Linked DNA regions of Homo sapiens: region 1 is linked to region 2. Evidence: read pairs that join two places in POLR2A ChIA-PET (ENCODE). Cell type or tissue: Panc1. All regions are shown on one strand.

Evidence for each region. ChIA-PET counts read pairs that join two places held together with the same protein. Peaks named below come from ENCODE experiments on the same cell type or tissue, not always from the same donor. Only the 100,000 strongest peaks of a DNase experiment are listed, where the experiment ranks them.
Region 1: POLR2A ChIA-PET joins it to region 2 with 20 read pairs; 3 of 35 experiments call an interaction of 5 or more read pairs at or near these places.

Annotation. Positions count from the first base shown.
Region 1 is chrX:72,268,612-72,273,611 of GRCh38, reverse strand. It overlaps RPS4X (ribosomal protein S4 X-linked), which reads left to right. Exons shown (of 7, transcript NM_001007.5): 6 at 223-380; 7 at 840-1,570. The coding sequence ends at 941. Among named protein-coding and RNA genes, the nearest start is that of RPS4X, 6.1 kb to the left of the region's middle. In Panc1, no CTCF peak of the experiment used is centred here; no DNase peak of the experiment used is centred here.
Region 2 is chrX:72,618,703-72,623,702 of GRCh38, reverse strand. PHKA1 (phosphorylase kinase regulatory subunit alpha 1) reads left to right here. Exons shown (of 32, transcript NM_002637.4): 18 at 428-594; 19 at 2,802-2,978; 20 at 4,398-4,489; 21 at 4,854-4,993. Among named protein-coding and RNA genes, the nearest start is that of HDAC8, 48 kb to the right of the region's middle. In Panc1, no CTCF peak of the experiment used is centred here; DNase peaks (open chromatin) are centred at 1,972, 2,482 and 2,972; H3K4me3 peaks cover 816 bases; H3K27ac peaks cover 3,704 bases.

The sequences.
Region 1 (5,000 bases), 350 kb after region 2:
TACTGTGTTGCCCAGACTGTTCTCGAACTGATTATAGGTGTGAGCCACCAAGCCTGGCCACAAAATTTCTTACGAGAGTCCCGGGAGTCCTAGCATAGGCAGCAGTTCCATATGAGGAAATTCAAATGGGGGGAAAGGAGGAATAAAATTTGTTTGGACCCATCTCTGAGCTGCTTGTCATTTGTTATATTGAGTTGAAGCAGATTATTTCTTCCTGCCTAGGTAACCTGTGTATGGTGACTGGAGGTGCTAACCTAGGAAGAATTGGTGTGATCACCAACAGAGAGAGGCACCCTGGATCTTTTGACGTGGTTCACGTGAAAGATGCCAATGGCAACAGCTTTGCCACTCGACTTTCCAACATTTTTGTTATTGGCAAGGTAAGTCTGGGTTTTCCTTCTCTCTAGTCTGAGGAAATATGTAAATGCAGGTGGCTGCTGGGATTGTAGCATCCAGGCTCCTGGCTGGCTCTGCTGAACCTAGTGCAAAGCCTCTTCTGGATAGGACTCACGCAGAGCTGGGCTGAGTCATAATGATTAGCCTTAGGTACTACTAAACTTTGACTCACTTGAATAAATGGTAGGTGCCTGCTATGCACAATAAACTTCTAAGACATTAATTCTGAAGGGCATACGGTGAGTTTCATAGGACAGCCCCAGAAACCCAAGCAGTGGGTGCTTTTGGTAACCAGCATCTGTGTCTTGCAACTGCCTAGCTGATGCCAAGCACTCTCACAAACAGGCTTCAGTTCTGTTAAGTGAGGTGACAAATGTAGCATGTGCCAAGCCACTATGAGTTGGTGTGTGGTGGGTTTTGATTCTGCTTGTTTTCTCTTCCAGGGCAACAAACCATGGATTTCTCTTCCCCGAGGAAAGGGTATCCGCCTCACCATTGCTGAAGAGAGAGACAAAAGACTGGCGGCCAAACAGAGCAGTGGGTGAAATGGGTCCCTGGGTGACATGTCAGATCTTTGTACGTAATTAAAAATATTGTGGCAGGATTAATAGCATTTTGGTTTTGTGGGTTGTTTTTTTTTTTAATTCAGTTTCCTGCTATTTTACTGTATAACATGAACAGTGATTAAGTTCTCAGGCAGGCTTAGGCAGTCTGTTATTGGCTGGGCTTAGTTAGTGGTGGGAAGTAGAAGATACCAGACTTGGGAAAGGAACAGCAACTAACCAAGGAGTAGAAAGAGCCAAGAAATCCCGGAGTATTTATCTCCCCCGCCTTGACTTGGCCAAGAACTTCTCTACACAGTGGACCCCTCTGCCCTGTTAAGTTCCCTTGGCTTTCTAAAAATCTGCCCTCATTTTCTTCTCCAGTCTGTATTGCACTAGCCCATCCACAAGCCTGGCTCATCTGTTTTTCCCACTCCTGTGCCCATCTTGCCAAACGCAGGATGAAAATCTCCAGTTGCCATTAAAGGTGGTCATAAATGGGCTGTTGATGTTGCAAAGCATTGCAGTTCCTTGGACTTAGTGCCCTTATTCTCCAGCTGCCGCTGCAGTCCTCAACTCTGTTTTTCAGAGGACAGAGATGTAGAACATAAACTTGTTCTTGCTTGTCCAAATGTGTCGGGTCATGTCAGGCTTGCTTACCAGTCTCAGGAAGATGTGCCCCTGCTTCATGGGGCCTGCTGTTACACACCTGTTCCTCAATCCAGTCCCTCCAGTCTCAGTGTCAATTATCCTACCTTGTGATTTCAACCTTCTCTCAACCAACTCTCTTGTTCCTGTTACCCTATAAAGCATGTCTTCCTGTTAAAAACGAAAACCTCCCTTGCCACCTATAGCAGGGCTTTTCAACTTTGATACTGTTAACATTTGGGGCTACATAATTTGTGGGCAGCTGTCCTGTTTATTGTGGAATGTTTAACAACATTCCTAGCCTCTATCCACTAGATATTCACCCCCCACCCCCTGAGTTGTAATACAAAAATTACTTCAGACACTGCTAAATGCCCTCTGAGAAGCAAAGTTGCCCTGTGTTGAGAGGTACTGCCTTGTAGATGCTGTATCTCAGGTCACCTTCATTTAGCACCTTGCACTTAACTTGCTGTAGACCACTCAGGCTTAATCATCCCACCATCACAGGTTTAGGGGAGAAAATCAGTTGCGTTTTGGACATCTTTAAGATAAACATGTGAAGTCACTTGGCATATTTAGCTGGGAATGTTAAATGGTCCCTGTTTCCCAGGTGTATGGTTTAGCAGTGGATAAGAGGCCTGTAGAGGCACTGTGGCTTAGGGCAGTATCTCTACCCCTGGCAGCATCCTGGACTTTGAGTCAGCAGACTACTTGGTCTTGCCAGAGAAAATCAGCTAAAGGAGGCATGCCCAGGGGTCCCTGAAGCCCAGATTTGGTCCCATAGGGCTTCTCTGCCATTCATATTGCAGACGCCAAAGCATGACTGGCTGGGGTCCCATTCACTTTTTTTTTTTTTTTTTTTTTTTTTTTTTTTTTAAAGACAGCGTCTTGCTCTGTCACCCAGGCTGGAGTGCAATGGTTCAGTCATAGCTCATTGCAGCTTCAAACTCCTGGGCTCAAGCGATCCTCCAGCCGCAGCCTCCTGAGTAACTGGGACTATGGGCACGCACTGTGATGCCAAATTAATTTAATTAATTTGTTTCTGTAGAGAAGGTCTTGCTACATTGCCCACGCCAGTCTTGAATTCCTGGGCTCAAGTGGTCCTCCCACCTTGGCCTCCCAAAGTGCTGGGATTACACGTGTGAGCCACTGTACCTGGGCCAGAAAAGGAATTTCTGCAGGGACTGGGCCCCCCTGAATCAGGGATGGGAAAGGTGTGTAAGTGGGCTTGCCAGGTATCTTGCTTTAAGAATGGTTCTCTTGTCAAGAGAATGGAGCTCATCCTTGTTCTGTTGAGGCCAGGTCAGAAGTAACCTTATGGTGCCCTTCAGAAACAGGCAGGTGAGCCGGGCGTGGTGACTCACACCTATAATCCCAGCACTGAGAGAGGCCAAAGCAGGTGGATCGACTGAGCCCAGGAGTTTGAAACTAGCCTGCATAACATGGCAAAACCTTGTCTACCAAAAATTAGCCGGGCATGGTGTCATGCATCTTTGGTCCCAGCTATTTGGGAGGCTGAGGTGGGAAGATCACTGGAGCCTGGGGAATGGAGGTTGCAGTGAGCCATTATTGTGCTACTGTACTCCAGCCTGGGTGAGAGTGAAACCCTGTCTTAAAACAGACAGGCGAGACTATGAAAGGCCAGAGGGCAGGACTCCAGCCAGTCACCTGGATGCAGGGTCCTGAATGCTGGTAGGCTCTTGGTGCTACACTACTCAACACATCCTTGGCTACACTTTGCACCTTTCTAGGTACTAAAATCTCTGCTCAGCAGATGATAGAAATGTGAATTTTAGCTAAGGGACCAAAGCAAATATGGAGGAAAATGAGAAGCCTCAGAGTTCCTTTCACATATATGATGGTTTCCTAGATGTTAATTGGTGAGCCAGTCAGCACAACTGGAGAATTGGTGTGTTCAGCTGTGGTCTCGTATCACAGGGAGATGTGGGGTTTTGTTTATTTTATTTTATTTTATTTTTTGGAGACAGGATCTCACTTTGTCACCCAGGCTGGAGTGCAGTGGCAGGATATGACTCACTGCAGCCTTGACGTCCCAGGCTCAAGTGATCCTCCCACCTCAGCTCCCTGAGTAGATGGGACTACAGGAGCACACCACCATGCCTGGCTAATTTTTTGTTTTTTTGTAGAGATTGGGGTCTTGCTATATTGCCCAGGCTGGTCTCAAACTCCTGGGCTCAAGTGGTCCTCTCAAAGTGCTGGGATTACAAGCAAGAACCACTGAGCCTAGCCTGGGAGATTTCTTTTCAACATTTTAAACTTGTGATTTTTTAATGTATTTGTTAAACTAGCACAGGGATTTTTTTGTTTTGTTTATTTTGAGACAGAGTTTCGCTCTTGTTGCCCAGGCTGGAGTGCAATGGCGTGATCTCGGCCCAGGGTAGCCTCCGCCTCCCAGGTTTAAGCGTTTCTCCTGTCTCAGCCTCCTGAGTAGCTGGGATTACAGGCATGTGCCACCACGCCTGGCTAATTTTGTGTTTTTAGTAGAGATGGGGTTTCTCCATGTTGGTCCAGCTGGTCTTGAATACCCAGCCTCAGGTGATCTGCCCACCTTGGCCTTCCAAAGTGCTGGGATTACAGGCATGAGCACGGCACTCGGCCGGGAATTTTTTTTTTACTAGCAACTTCCCATAGTGGGGAAGATTTCCATTCTAATACCAGGCAAGTGGACTTAGCGCAAGGGCCCTGAATCATCTAAATGAGCTGCAAATTTCCAAATAAAATAGCTTGTGTCTTTGTAAGGCTTTTTAAGCCTTCCAATTTGCTTCATATTCTTAGAGCTGAAGGAAACCTTTGAGATCATCTCAGCAGGGAGCCAAACAGAAGTCCTGAGATGAAACAGACTGAAGCTAGCAGAAATTCACCGGGTTTAGTTTACATCCCTGTGCCTCCAGCAGGCTAGGCCTCACATCTGAGTCAGAGCAGCACAATGCAGCACAGCTTTGAATAAGAAGAATAACAAATAGCTAGGACATATATAGTACTTGATAGTTTACAAAGCCATTTTGATTTTTTGATACCCAAATCCTGTATTCTTTTCCCTAAACCAGATAGAGAAGAGTGATACCTCCCTCTGGCCTGTCAGTCTGTTTATAGTGTCCCCATCAAGCTCCAGCCAAAAGCTTTGGACACATCCTTGATTCCTGTTCCTTTTATCAGAAAATCCTGGTGACTCTACCTTCAAAATATGTCCAGAATCCATATTTAGTGATACTTAGAAATAATTGCTCAATTTTGCACAATCATACAGCTTTTTACAGAGTCCTTATCTTTGAGGATACATACTGAAGGATTTGCAGAAGAAATGACAAGCAATCTGAAATTTGCTTCAAGTCTGGGTGCAATGGTTCATGCCTGTAATCCCAGCTCTTTGGGAGGCCAAGATGGGAGTTGAGG
Region 2 (5,000 bases):
TTTACAGAATTGTCAAGTACCATCCTTTATGTTCAAATGACCTTTGGGTATTTTTTTAATGAAGTGATGGGTTTGTGATGATTTATCTTCATTCTCTCCAGGCTTCTCCAGTAGCCAATGCAAATTTTTACCAGATGTTTGGCATAGTTAGCAACGTAATATATGGCAGTAGAAGAGAGCAAAACTGGTCTGCTGGTGGATTGTTAATCCATAATTGTAACCTTTATTAATACAGTCCCCTAACCATTTAAGATGTACACCATGCCTAGGAGTGCTGTAAAATTTTATTTTTATAAAATTTATATTAATGTATGCACATTAGTAATCCCCCAACAAAACATGTTAGGTGTCCTTTTATCACTAAGATTGTGTTGTTTAAAAAGGATCACCCCTGATTTTCTGTTTTCTATCCTCCTCTAATTTTTAGGGTTCAAACAGGTAAATTGTCAGAGTTTTTGACAACATCTTGTTGCACACACTTGAGCTTCATGGACCCTGGACCTGAGGGTAAGCTGTACAGTGAAGATTATGATGACAACTATGATTACCTGGAATCTGGCAACTGGATGAATGATTATGATTCAACCAGTCATGGTAAGGAGGCTTCATAAAGCACTGGCCTGGCTGGACAAAACTACAAAATATTGTTTAGCACCATCCTTAATAATTTATGCTGCCAGCAGTCTCACAGTGTTCTATCCTCACTCTAGATCTCTACTTTTGTTTGGCTTTACTTTTCCTCCCTCTACTTACCTTTGGTTTCTGGTCTAATATTCCTGCGGTAATTGTGGAGTATGGAGTTGGACAGTCCCTTACTAAGATTGGGGAAGATTCCTCTCCCAGGCATTTGAAGTGGCTGGTGATTTTGACATGGGAAGAAGCAGTGGTGAGTGAGAGATGATTAATCAAGTATGAAGTAGGAAAATAATACATATACAGTACTGCTTTTTGACATTAAAAAGCATAAAAATATGAAATTTAATTAGAGTCCTTTTCATATAATATTAGAGGAGCATATCGGAATCTCTGGGGAGGTCTGTGTAGTTTGAAAAAGCCTATTCAGTATGTCTGTTATTTTCATAGTACAAACTAGGCAAATACAACTAAGTCAAACTCTAATTGGCTTCTAGCAATACAAAGGTGATATAGTGAGAAAGCATTGCAGGGGCATGCATTGAAAGTGACTGAGCAACACTACCCTACAGTGTTAAAATACTGACTTAGGCAGAGCAGGCATTATGTTGCTTGAATTTCATACAGAGAAGGGCCAATAAGAAAGAATTATTTGTCTAGCCCTCTAAAATATGATTTGCCTGCTTTCATTGTCTGGGTATTTGACTGTTAGCCTGTATCTTAAGGCAGCCAATTTCTTTATCTTAAGAGTGGTATGTTGGAGAAAAGAAAAAAATAAATTTGCTGCCCTCAGTGAGGTCAGCCAGCACAATCTCATACAATAGGACAACACATTAGCAGTCAGAAGGACTATTTTCTTTTTTGGGCCCGACATTTACTCACTAAGCACCACTTCATTCATTCTGTGTTTGTTTTTGTAAGATCTAAAACAGTTGAATTTCTTTGTTGGAAAAGTACATTAAATACAAGGCTATTTACTGTTATCAGTAATAACAAAAGTCATGATGTCTTGGCATAAAATACTTTGAAAATTAAATGAGAAGATCATATATTGAGATTGTTTGCTCTTCTATGGGTAGTTGTGATTTTTATCTGTAGTACTCATTCCATTGGATTACTAAAATATATATTTCTAATGATACGTGTTACTGAATTTGACATTATGGCATTCTGAGTCACTTTCCTAGTTCCGGGTTTACTCATCAGTGTTCTCAAAATGAATGTATTTATTGCTTGCCAGCCCTTCTGTGGGTAAAGAGCTTCTCTCCATATTCTTCATAATCCTCCACTCAAGTCTCTAGATTGTATTCAAGGTTACAATCTTTGTCATTAGGATGTCACTGAATATGAGCTCCATTCTTACAGCTCTACTAGTTCGCATTAGTCACATCAGAGCACAGAAAGACATCTGGAGAGATCAGTAAATATCATCAAAAACCAGAAGACTCATGACTGATACAGCAGACTTTGGTATCGATCTGAATAGTGTGTTTTTCTAACTATAAACCTTGTGAATATTCATGTAAAGTCTGAAATATTAAGCTTCCACAGGATATATGTATGTTTTTCTTTCCATTACCCATACTCAGAGATAATGTTATAGAAGGTATATGGGAGAAGGGGAGCCCAAGAAGATAGGGACCATATCCATCCTCTTCACCACTGAAATGTCAGCACCTAGTACACTGCCTGGTACATAGCAGCCAACAAATATTTGCTGAGTAAACAAACGAGGTGACTAAGAAGATTTTTGCCCTTTCCTGGCCCTTCCTCACCAAAGTCCCCTCACATTAGTGTGACCTGAAGCTCCCTGTTCTGTTCCTCCTCCATCCCTGCCACCATTACTATCACATGCACACACACAAATACACAGATTGCTAAATGCTTGCTCCAATGTAAAACAAGCTCATACTGCTTTCAAGAACCCTGACCTTGTCTCAGCAAGTTGAAGAGGAGGTGGATCCTAGTAAATGGCCATGGTCACTGGATCTTAAAGTGATGAGGTTATATCATGATCACAAGCTTTTCCTCCATGAGCTAAAAACAACCTACTTCTGGTGCTGTGTTGTGAGCACAGGAGCCAATCATTCTCTTTGCTGGGGTAGATTGTAAAGTAACTAAAATATTTTCATTCTTTTCTCTTCCCCCTCCCCCCACTAACCTTGCAGCTCGCTGTGGTGATGAAGTTGCTCGTTATTTAGATCACCTTTTGGCGCACACTGCTCCCCATCCTAAACTAGCCCCTACCTCACAGAAGGGAGGGCTAGATCGGTTCCAAGCTGCTGTGCAAACAACCTGCGACTTAATGTCCTTGGTGACCAAGGCCAAGGAACTGCATGTACAGAGTGAGTAATGCCGTGACTCACCAGAGTCAGGCACAGGATGACGTGAAGCCCAGGATAGGGGCGGGCATTGATTACAATGTAAGCAGGAACTTTAGTTTTCTTCACTGCTTTATCCCCCGCATCTCAGACAGCACCTAGAACATATTAGACACTCAAATATTTGTAAAATGAGTGAATTGTGTATAGTTATGCTGCAGGTAGTGCTATGTAGTCTGGTTTAACTGGTAACATGGTAAGAAGAGGCAGAACAAGAGACATGGAGCATATTCAACTATAACATTAAAGTTTGAAATGGTAGAAAGGGTTTTTCCTTTGGGAAAATTACTTCTATGGAATTTTCTTGTTGTTCCAGCAATGTAGAGCTGTTTTGTCAAATATAATACTCATTCTTTACAACTTTGCCATTCTTCTCCCCATGGCCACTACCCTCCTTCAGTTGTATTCACAGTGGAGGGTGTCTTCTGCCACACATTGCCAGGAGTAGTCATAGTTCCTAAGAGTGTTCAATGTCTTTATAGTAGCTGGATATGAAAGGAGAGAAGGGCTCCTTGGCCACACCTAGAAGACCTGAATGTTAACATTTTACAGATGAGGAGAATGACTGAGATGCATGCTCTTGCTGTCTAAAACTTTATTGACCATTACTAACCAAATACATTAAACATGAACATTGGGAATCATTTAACATTTATAATAGGGAAAAGCTCAGCATACCCTCTGAGTATGCTTCCTCGAGAAAGGGCTTATATGAAGAGATGAAATTTATTGTTATACTTCTCAATTGTGAACCAGAAAACTTGGGCTTAATTCCCAGCTCTGCTACTTACTTGCTTGAACAGTTATTTGAGCTCTGTATCTCTCTTTCTGTATCTGTAAAGTGGTGAAAATTACAAATCTTTCCTTAGAAGTGATGGTAAGTATTTCAACAATGAACTGTAAGTAAAAAATCTTAGGAATATCTCAAAGTTGGTCAGCAACTACATTTTTCTTATTCCCTAGATAGGATCATCCATTCACTTATTCTTAGGGAAATTTAACCACTAGCAGCCAGATATTCACCTAGAAAAGTTCGGAAAATAGAAAATGCAACTGAGTTCTTTCTATTATATGTCGTATTCCATCAAAGTATCAGTGAACGCACCATCGTGGATTAATCACATTAGTAAATTTAATATCTTACATGTCCAGCTAGTGCTATAATTCTAGAAATTCAATTCAAAATATACTTATTAATTGCACATTATTTAAATTATCTTATATTCATATTTATTTTCTTTGATATTACCAAGAAAGGAGAAATTTGTCATTCTTGTTCTATGAAGAACTGACTCACATGTGACTTAATTGTTGAAGTCAACTGTGCATTTCTATTAGTCTCCTAATTACCTAATATTTCCCATAAATGTCATATTTTTGCAGATGTTCACATGTATCTTCCTACGAAGTTATTTCAGGCTTCCCGGCCTTCATTCAACTTACTTGATTCACCTCATCCCCGACAGGAGAACCAGGTAAATTTGTGCAGGAGGTATTTCTATTAGCTTTTTGAAAAACTGCCATCTTTATGGGAAATAATAGGACTAGTCATTATGGTTCTTGTTACTAACTAGTGGTACGCAAAATGCTATTCTGGTGAAGATACATGTTCTTTTCAGTTCACTTTTACATTGGGCAAGTTTGTCTGGTCAGACTTTGGGAAAACTAGATTGCTGTATTATACATCTGGAAGGTTTCATTACTTTTGCTTTGCCTTTCATTAGTATTTAAAGAATTCCTTGGAAAAGGTTTAGAGGTGAAAATATGACTCATTCTAGGACATTATTTAAGTTGAGCACTTGTGAACTTAATTTCTTGTCATCATTTCTCAAACTAAAGGTTCCCTCTGTTCGTGTAGAAATACATCTTCCTAGAGACCAGTCTGGGGAGGTGGACTTTAAAGCACTGGTTTTACAGTTGAAGGAGACCTCAAGCTTACAGGAACAAGCTGATATCCTCTATATGCTGTATACTATGAAGTAAGTG